2 separate regions of the Homo sapiens genome follow, and region 2 is linked to region 1. A link is an interaction called in ENCODE POLR2A ChIA-PET data of the cell type or tissue named here. Cell type or tissue: IMR-90. All regions are shown on one strand. Each heading gives the region's core, and the rest is flanking DNA. Links, peaks and the distances in the headings are about the cores only. Region 1 holds the start of LOC105372703 (a long non-coding RNA gene). Region 2 has its middle 46 kb from the start of LINC01718.

Evidence for each region. ChIA-PET counts read pairs that join two places held together with the same protein. Peaks named below come from ENCODE experiments on the same cell type or tissue, not always from the same donor. Only the 100,000 strongest peaks of a DNase experiment are listed, where the experiment ranks them.
Region 2: POLR2A ChIA-PET joins it to region 1 with 5 read pairs; 2 of 35 experiments call an interaction of 5 or more read pairs at or near these places.

What each region holds. Positions count from the first base shown.
Region 1 is chr20:61,435,009-61,440,380 of GRCh38, forward strand. All of the region lies in intron 2 of CDH4 (cadherin 4), which reads left to right. It overlaps LOC105372703 (a long non-coding RNA gene), which reads right to left and starts at 2,417. Exons shown (of 2, transcript NR_187684.1): 1 at 2,033-2,417. RefSeq lists enhancers at 1,444-2,032, 1,856-3,055, 2,033-2,622. In IMR-90, for the core only: no CTCF peak of the experiment used is centred there; DNase peaks (open chromatin) are centred at 1,443 and 2,423; H3K27ac peaks cover 944 bases.
Region 2 is chr20:61,122,854-61,128,225 of GRCh38, forward strand. No RefSeq gene overlaps it. Among named protein-coding and RNA genes, the nearest start is that of LINC01718, 46 kb to the left of the region's middle. RefSeq lists an enhancer at 292-937. In IMR-90, for the core only: no CTCF peak of the experiment used is centred there; a DNase peak (open chromatin) is centred at 4,888.

The DNA of each region.
Region 1 (5,372 bases), core at 172-5,171:
TTTTTCTTGGTACATGGGTGTCCTGCAGCCTTCATTCCTTCCAACCCCCGCTTCACGTTCACGAGTATGAAGTTGAATTAACTCATGCTTTGCTGAAGCCGGATTGTGAGATTGTGTAGGCAGACGTGGCTTTTCTTCTGAGCCTGCAAAGCAGCAGAATTCATGACAATGGGTTCCGTAGTAACAGGGACTGACTGCGCCATGCTGTCTCTGTCCATCCTTACAGCGCTCAGGAGTTTGCATGCCATTACTGGGACCATTTTACAGAAAACAGAGGCTCCCAGGGGCAACGTAACCTGCCCCAGGACAGGCAGCCACAAGGCAGAGAAAGGAGGGTTGGACCTGCACCTGTGAAACCACAGCCCTGGGGCATGGCTTCTGAGACTCATAGCTGGGGCTGAAGATCCCTAGGGGGGCTCTGCTGGGCTCACTGCTCTCCAGAGTGGTCCAGCCCGGCTGCAGGGTGCTGCTTCCAGCTTGGTGCACTGCGGCCGGAGGAGGTGGAGGATGGAAAGTAAGATTCAAAGACAGGGAGTGCAAGGGGACAGTGATACTTGAGGACTCCGAGGAGGAAGTAGGAGAATCATCCGGAATGGCCAGCCTGGGCCGAGCCTGGGCCAACACCTGGGTTGAGCCCAGCCCACAGAGCGGCTCCCGGGTCCTTGCACCTGCAGGAGGCCAGAGCTGCTTTTACCTTCAAATGTTAGATGAGGTGCCAGCACCTGGACAGGAGACGTCCTGCAGTCAGCTCACAGACATGAGGGTGTCGACTCCCCAGTACCCTTCCTGGAGACGCAGAAGTCAGGGTTTTAAAGTGGGGGTAAAGACACCAGCTGCCTCATGTGGGTGTGGGGAGCATCCTGTTGGCCCATGTGCTGGGGAGGGGCTCCAGGACTCTGGCCACATGTGTTCTGTGACCTTCCAGGCCAGTGTGGCCTGGCCCTGCCCCACCTCCCCTCGCCTTCTCCAGTCTGGCCACACTTGCCTTCTCCCAGCCCCACCACAGGACCTTTGCACATGCTCTTCCTGCTGCCTGGAGTGCCCTTTCCTAACCTGGCTAGCCCTGCTCATGCTCCAGATCCCAGGTCAGCTGTCACTTCCCAGTGGAGCTGGCCCTGCCCTCCTCGACTAGGTCAGGACCTCCTAGTCTCGGCTTCAACCCCCACCTTGGGCTCACCTTGCTCCTCTCTTAAGCACCATCATGATCACTCTTGCACCTTCGCCCCCAACTGCATGGATTCCATTTCAACCCCACTGGCCAGACACCAACTGGGTATCCTGCAATTCACTTCTGACACTGTCTAGCAGAGGCAGCTCAGACCCCACAGGTTAAGGACAAAAGTCTCCAAAAGACTACCCCCACTTCAGATGCAAGCCACAAGTCCCGGGGGACCTTGGCTACAAATTCTGGAGTTCCCACAACATGCTCAGAATGGATAACTCACTGGAATGACTCACAGAACTCAGTTACCTCTAATTGTGCTTTCATTATAAAGGAAACAGAACGCATAGGGTGAGGTCTGGGAGGGGCAGAATTTCCATCCCTCTGTCATGGAGTCAGCAGGGGTCAGCAGGGGTCTCCTTCCAGCACATCCATCTGTCCACCAGCACAAAGCTCTGCTGAGCTTCAGTGTCCAGGATTTTTATTGTGTTTTGTTATGTAGATATGATTAATTAACACATTGGCCTCACGATTGAACTCAGTCTCCAACACCCCCCCACCCCCATCTGGAGGTCAGGCTAGCTCCAAGTCCCCAACTCTCTGGTCCTGTGCCTGGTCTTTCTGGCGACCAGCCTCCCCATCCTAAAACCACCCAGGGGCCAACAGTGAGTCACTTCATTAGCATAACAAAGACACTCCAATCTCTCAGGAAATTCCAAGGGTTTTTAGATGCTCCATACCAGGGCCCAAGGACAAAGGCCTCTTGTCTGCTCTGCCTGCAGCAAGCTCAGAAAGGCAAGGCCTGGCCTGTTTTGCCCCCTCCTGCGTCCTAGCACCCAGCGCAGGGCCTGGGACATGGTGGGAACTCACCAAATGCTGATATTTGAAGGAGGCAGTCAGTCAGCCTGAAGGTGGCAGGGCCTACAGAAGACTTGCAAGGAGACCGTAGAAAGGAAAATGCGTCTGTCTTTGAAGAGCAGCAGGAAGGGCTCAGAGGTGCCCTGCTGGGCCCCCGCCCCCCTTGTCTTGCCTTTCTCAACTGCTTTTCAACCAGAGAAATGACTCGTCTAGCAAGATCCTAGGCCCTTAGTAGAGAGCTGTTTATTTGCCTTGATGCACATTTCTTTTTCCTTTATGGTATATGTTATTTTCCTCTGGCAAGATCCCTGTTTTCTTTGGAACGGTGCTTAAAATGATAGCATTTAGCCGACGAAATAGCAGCCCATCTTCTGTCTCCCTGTGACGCAGCAAAAACGCGGTGACTAGCCAAAATGCCTCGCTTCCTTTTCGTTGGCACAGCAAGTCCTTGTGCCGAGCACTGATTGCTAAATAAGGTATCTGGGCTCCAGTCACTTCATCCTAAGAGCAGTTGTAATCAGAGTTTCAGCAGCACACACCGCCCTCTCAGGGAGGGAGATGCTGGCTGGGCCGTCTTTTACAAATGGATCGTCAGTGTGTTCGGGTAATAAGGAAACGAGAGGGTTTTTCTTTTCCTCCCAAGTGCCACTGTGCATGGCGGCTTCTCTCATGGAATCTGGGTCCATTGTACTCCACTTAAAAGGACTTAGGTCGCTGGGGACCCTTTCATGACTGCCCTGATGCAGACGGTCCCGTTTTGTTGACACACTCCACACGACGGTTAGGAAAATTCCATGGGGCCTCCAGATGTGCCCCTGGAAAACAGAAGACATTCTGATGATGCCAGAAAGACTGGTCCTTTTCCATCCATCCAGGAATCGGGAAACGTTTTCTACTAAGGGCCAGTAGGCTTTTCAGCTTCATGGGCCGGATGTCCATCAGAACCACTCAGCTCCACCACTTCAGCAGGAAGACAGCCGCGGACAGCACTTAATGACCCGTCCAGACTCCAACAACGTTTTATTTTCACAAACAGTGCATGCCAGGTTTGCCCAGTGGGCTATCGTCTGCCACCCTGAACCCTGCTACAATTCTGATTCAGGTGTCCCAAATTAGGCAAAATGCACCTTGCATTTCCCTGACTTATGGGTCAAATTTTTCCAGTGATGCCTTTAATTCAAGGACAAGTATCTTGAGAAAATGTATTGTTTTTTAAAAAAAATTATACTACCATAGAAATAAATAAACTCACCAGGATGAAAGCACAGCTTCCATGAAGAATTCACATTATATACTATGAAAATCTATACCCCGTGCAATTTGAGTGTGTTTTTTCTAAAGAAGCTGGGGAAATCTTTCTGTGAGTTTCAGTTTTATAGTGTGTGTTTTGTTCTCCTTGAGAGGACCTCGTAAATCAGTTGGACACGTTTTGCTATAAAAGAAATATTTTATGTGTGAAATGCTGTCTTCAAGACTTTTCTCTTTTATCAGGGGTTTGTAAAAGTAGAAAATGGCATGTGGGTATAATTGGTTGGCCATAGTCCTTAACTGTAGATGTCATATATCTCTGCTAATGCAAAATTTATTTGCATGTCAGAACTTTATTTGAGTGGATAAGGGCAGAAGGAAGCTGCTCTGAAAACATTTCATATGAAAAGGCATATTCTGTACTTCCAAAAAAAATATTGGTCAAAACTTTGCCATCCTGTGTTAGTAGGGTGCTAAAGTCCACTAACTACCCACAGAAAACATCCCAGCAGTGTCCAGAAAGAGAACCTTGGCAAAAGTAAATCCTGCCATGTTATTAAATCAATAAGATTCCCAAAATCAGTGGAAGGAAGCTCAATTCATTTTCAATGCCCCCAGACAAATAGTAAAAATTAGCTAAAAAAAAAAAACCAAAAACCTTAACTTACCTAAAAACATGAAGATCATAAAATTTCATTCTTATTTACACAATGAAAACACATTGGGTAAAGCTTTTCAACGCCTCTTTCATTTTTCCCCCCAAGCCTAGCATCTGCCTTCGGTGTTGACTCTTCTGACTGAATATATTTTTAACTTTTAAAAGACTTGTCTTTTAACTGAAAAATAGTTTGATTTTTTGTCAAAATGGTCAAAACAATCTTGGTGCTTGAAGTTGTGTTATTTGAAGATTCAGGCCTGTCTTAAAAGCGAGAGCCCAAGAAGGGTGTTGCGGTGTGCGTTTTGGTTGTGCTGCAGTGTGCGTTTCGGTTGTACTGCAGTGTGCATTTCGGTTGTACAGTGTGACAAAACAAACCCCTCAAAGCTCAGAGGCGTCAAACAGCTGCTCCGTGGCTCTGAGGGTTGGCTGGGCTCAGCTGGCCTGTCCGGACTTGGAGTTTCTCATGCACCTGCACTCAGTGGGGTTAAGGCTGGCATCATCCCAAGCCATGACCAGCCAGGGCATGCAAGATGGCACATGTATGTGGCTAGTAGTGGACGCTGGTCACCAGCTTGGAGATATGCTGGCAGCAAAGACTGGACATGGTTCAGCCTTCTGATGGCATAGGGACTAGGTTCTGAGAGCAGATGTCCCCACAGGGAGCATTCCAAGAGTCCTCTGTGGAAACCAGAAGGCTCCTGTGACCCAGCTGTGGAAGGCGGGAACATCTCTTCTGCAGGACTGTATGAGTCAGACAGTCACTGGCCAGTCCAGGTTCAAGGGCTGGGCATAAGCCCCTCCCTCTGATGGGCAGTCCAGCATGCAAATACAGAGGGGTAGGATTCGAGGCGCCTCTTTGGAGACCATCACCCTCAGCACTAGAGGGGACTAGCGGGGAGGGCTGCCCACATCCTAACTCTTTGTATCGCCCTAGTTACATGGTGATATTGGGGAAAAAAGGCATTCTTGTACAGACCACTCCTAAATTGAATTCCCACTCTAACATGCCTCACTGCTCATCACTGAGATCCATCTCTGCCTAATACACTCAGGTCATCACGGCTTGATCTTAGCTGATTGTTTTATATTGCAACTGTCCTATCCATAAAGCCTCAGTGCAATGGAGTTGGTTGCAAAGTGAAAGTGCAAGAAATGCAAACATGCAGGATTTCATGAAGATGCCTGCGCTATCTTCATCATGAAGATGAAACTGCTATCAAGAAAGTGCAGGAATTGCAGCCACAATTATTGAGAAAGGAGGTGGAGTTCAACCAGATAACCACTGAGGAGGCAGAGATCCAGTTAGCCCATGAGAGTAGAAGACACTTACTGAAGTGATGAATGATTCAGAGAACACCTTCAGGATATTAGTAACATTCTAGACTCGTTTTTGCAAAGATCACTCTTTGCAATGGGGCTCTGAAAGGCAAATGTAAAGGGAACACC
Region 2 (5,372 bases), core at 61-5,060, 310 kb before region 1:
CTGAAATAGAAACTCCTGTTCGTAAAATTACTTGGACCGAGGGCCACCTTGGTGGATCTGGGGGAGGATGGACTTGAGCTTGTCTTTGTGTGTCTCACTGTAAAGCGGCTTGATCTTAGAGTACACCGTCCCAGTGAGAGCCTCAGTAATCAGAGAGGGAACACTGTGAAACCCACCTTGTTTACACCGTCACCATGATGACGGCCTACATGATGGCTGCTTTGACTCTGGGGAGATGCGAAACATCTTCACAAAGCATCATTAACCTCCGCGCAATTGGGTGAGCTGCCAGGAGGGAGAAGCCAGCAGGCAGGAGTTAGAGGGATGAGGAGTAGGAAAAAAGGCATGCAGGGGAGGGGACGACGTGCTTGGGCACAAATGGAGTCAGTACCTGATCCCTGGAAAGGGGACAGGAGAGGAACAGAGCAGCCACCCTGCACGTCCCTCCAGCCCAGGAGTCCCAAGTGACAAGTGGTGAAGGAAAAACACACAGAAGCATCAGGGACTGGAGTCCTGCCCTCTCGTGCCAGCCCTGACTGAGGCGGGAGTGGCAGCACTGGCCAGGGTGGGCCCTGCCCTCCCGCCTGGATGCAGAGTGGAGCCTCCAGACCACACTTGACAAGGACCTCAGGATGGCCTCGGGGCAGGGCGGCAGGGCTGGAGGAGACAGTGGATCACATCAAGGCCACAGGCAGGGGGAAGCTGAGGCTCAGCCCTCCCTGGCTCCAGGGCAGAGGGTAGAGAACCTGCTGGACTCTGGGCCTTGTTTCTCCCACCAGCCAGTCCCGCAGAGGCTGCCCTGACCTCACCAACAGAAAACACCAGGCCAGGACCTTGCATTCTCATCTGCTCTGTGCCTTGCTTCACTTGTGAGGGGGGCGCAGCTCCAGATGGGGGTTCCATGGGCACAGTGTGGAGAAGGGCACTCAGGGCCTGCTGAGCCTCCAGAAATGCACTGAGCTCAACTGGGGGCCCTCGTGGCCCAGGAGCCTCTGGCCTTCTAGGCTCCAGCCACCCATGCTGTGCCGGGCTCCACGGAAGGCATCTCCCAGGCAGGAGAGTGGCGGTTCGCAGCAGGAGCTTAGAGGCAGGGCTGGCTCGGCCACGGAGGTTCTGAATGTAAGGCAGCCCAAGGAGACCGCCCAAAGGAAGGGGACACTGGGGGAGGCAGTGACAATACCTGCCAAGATCCTTGGCCACACACCCATCCCTGCAGAGCACTTTACATGGACGCTTTCCTCTCCGGGACTGCTGCAACAAAGGCCCACAGACTGGAGCATAAACAGCAGGGCTGCATCGTCTCACAGTTCTGGGGACCAGGGGTCTGAAGCCAAGGTGTCTGCAGGGCCGGTTCCTCCTGCGCTGTGAGGGAGGCTCCGCTCCAGGCCTCTCTCCAGCTTCCAGTAGTTGCTGGCAATCTTTGCTCTTCCTTGGCTTGAGGAAGCCTCACCCTGATCCCCACCTTCATCTTCACATGGCGTTTTCCTGTGTGTGTTCCCCTTAATACAAGCGAGTTTCCCCTTGTATTAAGGACACTGGTCATATTGGATTGGGGCCCACCCTAGTGACCTCGTTTTAACTTGGTAAAGGCCCTGTCTCCAAATAAGGTCACATTCTGAGATGCTGGAGGTTAGGACTTCAACATACAAATTTTAGGAGAGCACAATTCAACTCCTAACAATAGAACCCCTCCTGTAATTTTCAAAACAGAAAATATTATTTTCCCCAATTTATAGATATGGAAATTGAGGATTTAAAAAGATTCAATAATGTGCTCAGGGCTATGTACCCAGTTAATAGTGGAGCCAGGACTGAGATCCCAGTGAGGCCCAAGCCTAACTCTGCTAAAATATGCCCTAAACTGTAGCTTAACATCAAAACACCCTGAGTTATAATCAACCTACATTTCCAAAAAATAGCTGGCGATCCCCATCTTTGGCAAGATGGCACCTCATCCGCCAGGAAGGGCTCTGGTGGGGAGTCCCAGAGGTCTGCCAGGTAATGAGAAATAGAAGGGGATTAACCTGGATTTCTGAGAACCCCGAATGGAAGCGGCACAGAGGCTGCAAGTCCAGGTTTTAAGACTCAGAGGATGTTTGAAAACGAAGACTCTGCATATCGAGGTCCCTGGGGAAAAGGGGGGGAGATGCAAATGTGTCTCTGAGTGTACTCCAGCAACAGAAAGGGATTAATTGGGATATTTTTGGTTGCAAGAAATAGAAGACAACTTGAGCTAGTGTAAGCCAGGAGAAGGAGGGTTCATACAAAGGACCCCGCATCTCATGAGGCCCAGGTCAGAGGCGCAGGCCCAGGAAAGGGGTGGCGGGCAGAAAGAGGCAACACCACCAGCCTCTCTTAGCTTCCAAGCCACGCTTGGCCCCTCTGTGGCTGTCTCTGCTGCCCATTCCAATGGCGGTACGCACCATGGCCCCTGGTCCCTCAGTCGGCGTCCTGTTGTGCTGGAGAGACACTTATACAAGAATCCCTCAGAGCCAGGTCCAAATTCCCAGGACACAGAATCTGTCCCAACTTGGATCGTGTGTTCACACCATGGTCCAACCAGCTGTGGCCAGGTGTGAGATCAGGTGGTGGGAATATGGCAAATGGGCCCCACCAGGGGGAGGGGAAGGAGAAGGGTGACCAGGTATGCTGAGCCAAGACCCCAAGAAGCCCCTTCCCCGAGGGTTAAGACAGGAAAATCTAGGCTTGGTTTTCATATTCAAGGAGGCTGAGTACAGAACAAGGGAACCATGACAAGAAATTGGAGACCCACTCTTTGTTTAAAAACAAATTGGGGGGTTGGGGAGAAGGAGCTTTGTTCTCCACAAATCAAACATTTCAAACCCTGCAGGATCCGGCACTGCTAGAATCTTCTCCAAGCCGGGCCGCCTGCTTCTCTACCGGTCTCTTAGCAACTAAATACCTGACTAATACTCAACTTTTCCCAGGGCTTTAAGAGCTGCAAGATATTAATTCCAAGCAAGACATCTAAATTGTTACTCTGGAAACTTGCTCATGCCCCCTTCATGGGTCAGACACTGAAAGGCCACGTTCCAAGTATCCTTACCATCTCACCCTCGCCGTCCCTAGAAGCAGGATTGAAGTCCCGTCTCCACACGGCCACGGCAGGAGGGGCGGCCTGGGCTCAGATGAGTGGCTCCAGATTGGACACACACAGAGCTTGCTTTGCCATGGGTATGTTTACGTGTCAGTTCCCACCCATGCACTCAGGAAAAGCGGGCCCCTCTTTCCAACCCTGAGGGAAATCATAGAAAGAAATAATAAAATAGGAAAACAAAATTGCTGATCGATGAAAACCACAAGATGTTTTTGTTTCTTAAAGACAAATCAACACAACATAGCAGGTATGACCAAGGGAAAAAAAAAATAAGCATTGAGAACAAAAAGTAGGACATATGAAAATAAAAGGACTCAATTTACAAGCTGGAGGCCGAGCGCAGTGGCTCAGGTCTACGTCATCCCAGCACTTTGAGAGGCCGAGTAGAGTGGACCACTTGAGGTCAGGAGTTTGAGGCCAGCCCGGCCAACATGGTGAAACCCCATCTCTACTAAAAATAAATAAATAAATTAATTAATTAATTAATTAATTAATAAAATAAAGAACGAACGAACTCAGGGCCTTGGCTGTGAAACCCCGGCAGCAGGTGAACAAATTATCCCAGGGCTTTTGGGCAGCAATTTGCCTCTTAGTGTCCAGGGAGTGTCAGGGATGAGCCACCACCCTATGCAGGGTGTGTCCCATGAGCACGAAGCTGCCAGGGGAGGCCCAAGGATCCCAGATGTTGGTCAACACTGACTGCTGTCCCTTCGCTCTCTCTGTGTTGATTTTACCTGCAATGTCTGTGCTCTGGGCAGGACCTGGAGGGTGGGGGGCTCCTAAGGATGAATGCGCTTCTAGCTTGGGAGAAGCTTCAGGGAGCGTTGGGGACACAGAGCCTCCCCAAGTCTACCCGTGGTGGGTAAGAGCCTGACGCCCACCTGTGGAGCACTCTGGGCAAGAGACTTCCTCATCTGAAACGGCACTGTTCTACAATGGGGGTAAAAAGAGCGCCTATTTCTGATGGCTCCTGGGAAGGGCAGCACACCTTAGCTGTTCTGTTCTGTTATCCTGGCAACCTGCGCTTGCTGAGGCTGTCACTGTGTCACCTACAGATGAGGCCATCGAGGCCAGGCCAGGTGAGTGTTGGCCCACAGTTGCAGGAGCAGAGCACGTGCCAGCCCTCACGGGAAGCCACACCTGGATCCGTGGTCTGTGCCGTCTCCCTAAAAGCACGTGGAGCGATGCACCTTTCAAAGTGGCCCCGTGCTGAGTACAATAAAGCCGCTTAATTTGCCATTCTATCAACTGGAAATCCTTATTAACTAGCGATCATACCATACAGTGATAATTGATATTCATAAGGAACTTAATTGAAATTAAGTTTTAAAATAGCTTTAGTGTTAAGTGCATTTTATTCTAATTCCTGGAAAATTGGTCATCCATGTATAGTAGATGAGGTAACAAGGAAACATGCTGAATAAAACCACTCAGCCCCGACTTTCCCAGATGTCTGGGTTTCCTATGAAAGAAGAGGGGCTTAGCGGAGTCCAGTGGGTGCTCACCATACTGATGCCAAAGACCACCCCGAGGTGCCCATGAGGCTGCGTCTTCTCTCCCCACCTGGCCCTGCGTATGGATGCCCCTGAGTGTCATCACCCCAGCACCACCCCCACCCAGTCTAGGAATCTCTACTGGGTTGAACAGTGGCCTCCCAAAAGATATGTTCAAGTTCCAGCCCCAGAACTTGTGCATGGGTCCTTATTTGGAAATCAGCCTTTGCAGATGTGATGAAGTCAAGAGTCTCAAGATGAGATCATCCTGGATTTAGGGTGTGTCCTGAATCCAGTAACTTGTCAGGAATGAGATGAGAGGCTGTGAGAAACACACAGAGCAGGGGCTATGTGGCCACGCGGACAGAGGCTGCAGTGATGCTGCCAGGAGCCCAGGAGCTGCCCAAGCTGCCGGAAGAAGGGGGAGGCAGGAAGGACCCGCCCTAGAGCCTACGGAGGGAGCGGGCCCTGCCCACACCTTGACCTCAGGTGTCTGGCCTCCAGAACTGGGAGAGATTCCATTTCTGTTTTTGTTTGTTTGTTTTGTTTTGTTTTGTTTTGTTTTGTTTTTTCGAGACGGAGTCTCGCTCTGTCACCCAGGCTGGAGTGCAGTGGCACGATCTCGGCTCATTGCAAGCTGCGCCTCCCAGGTTCACGCCATTCTCCTGCCTCAGCCTCCTGAGTAGCTGGGACTATAGGCACCCACCACCACACCCGGCTAATTTTTTGTATTTTTAGCAGAGACAGGGTTTCACTGTGTT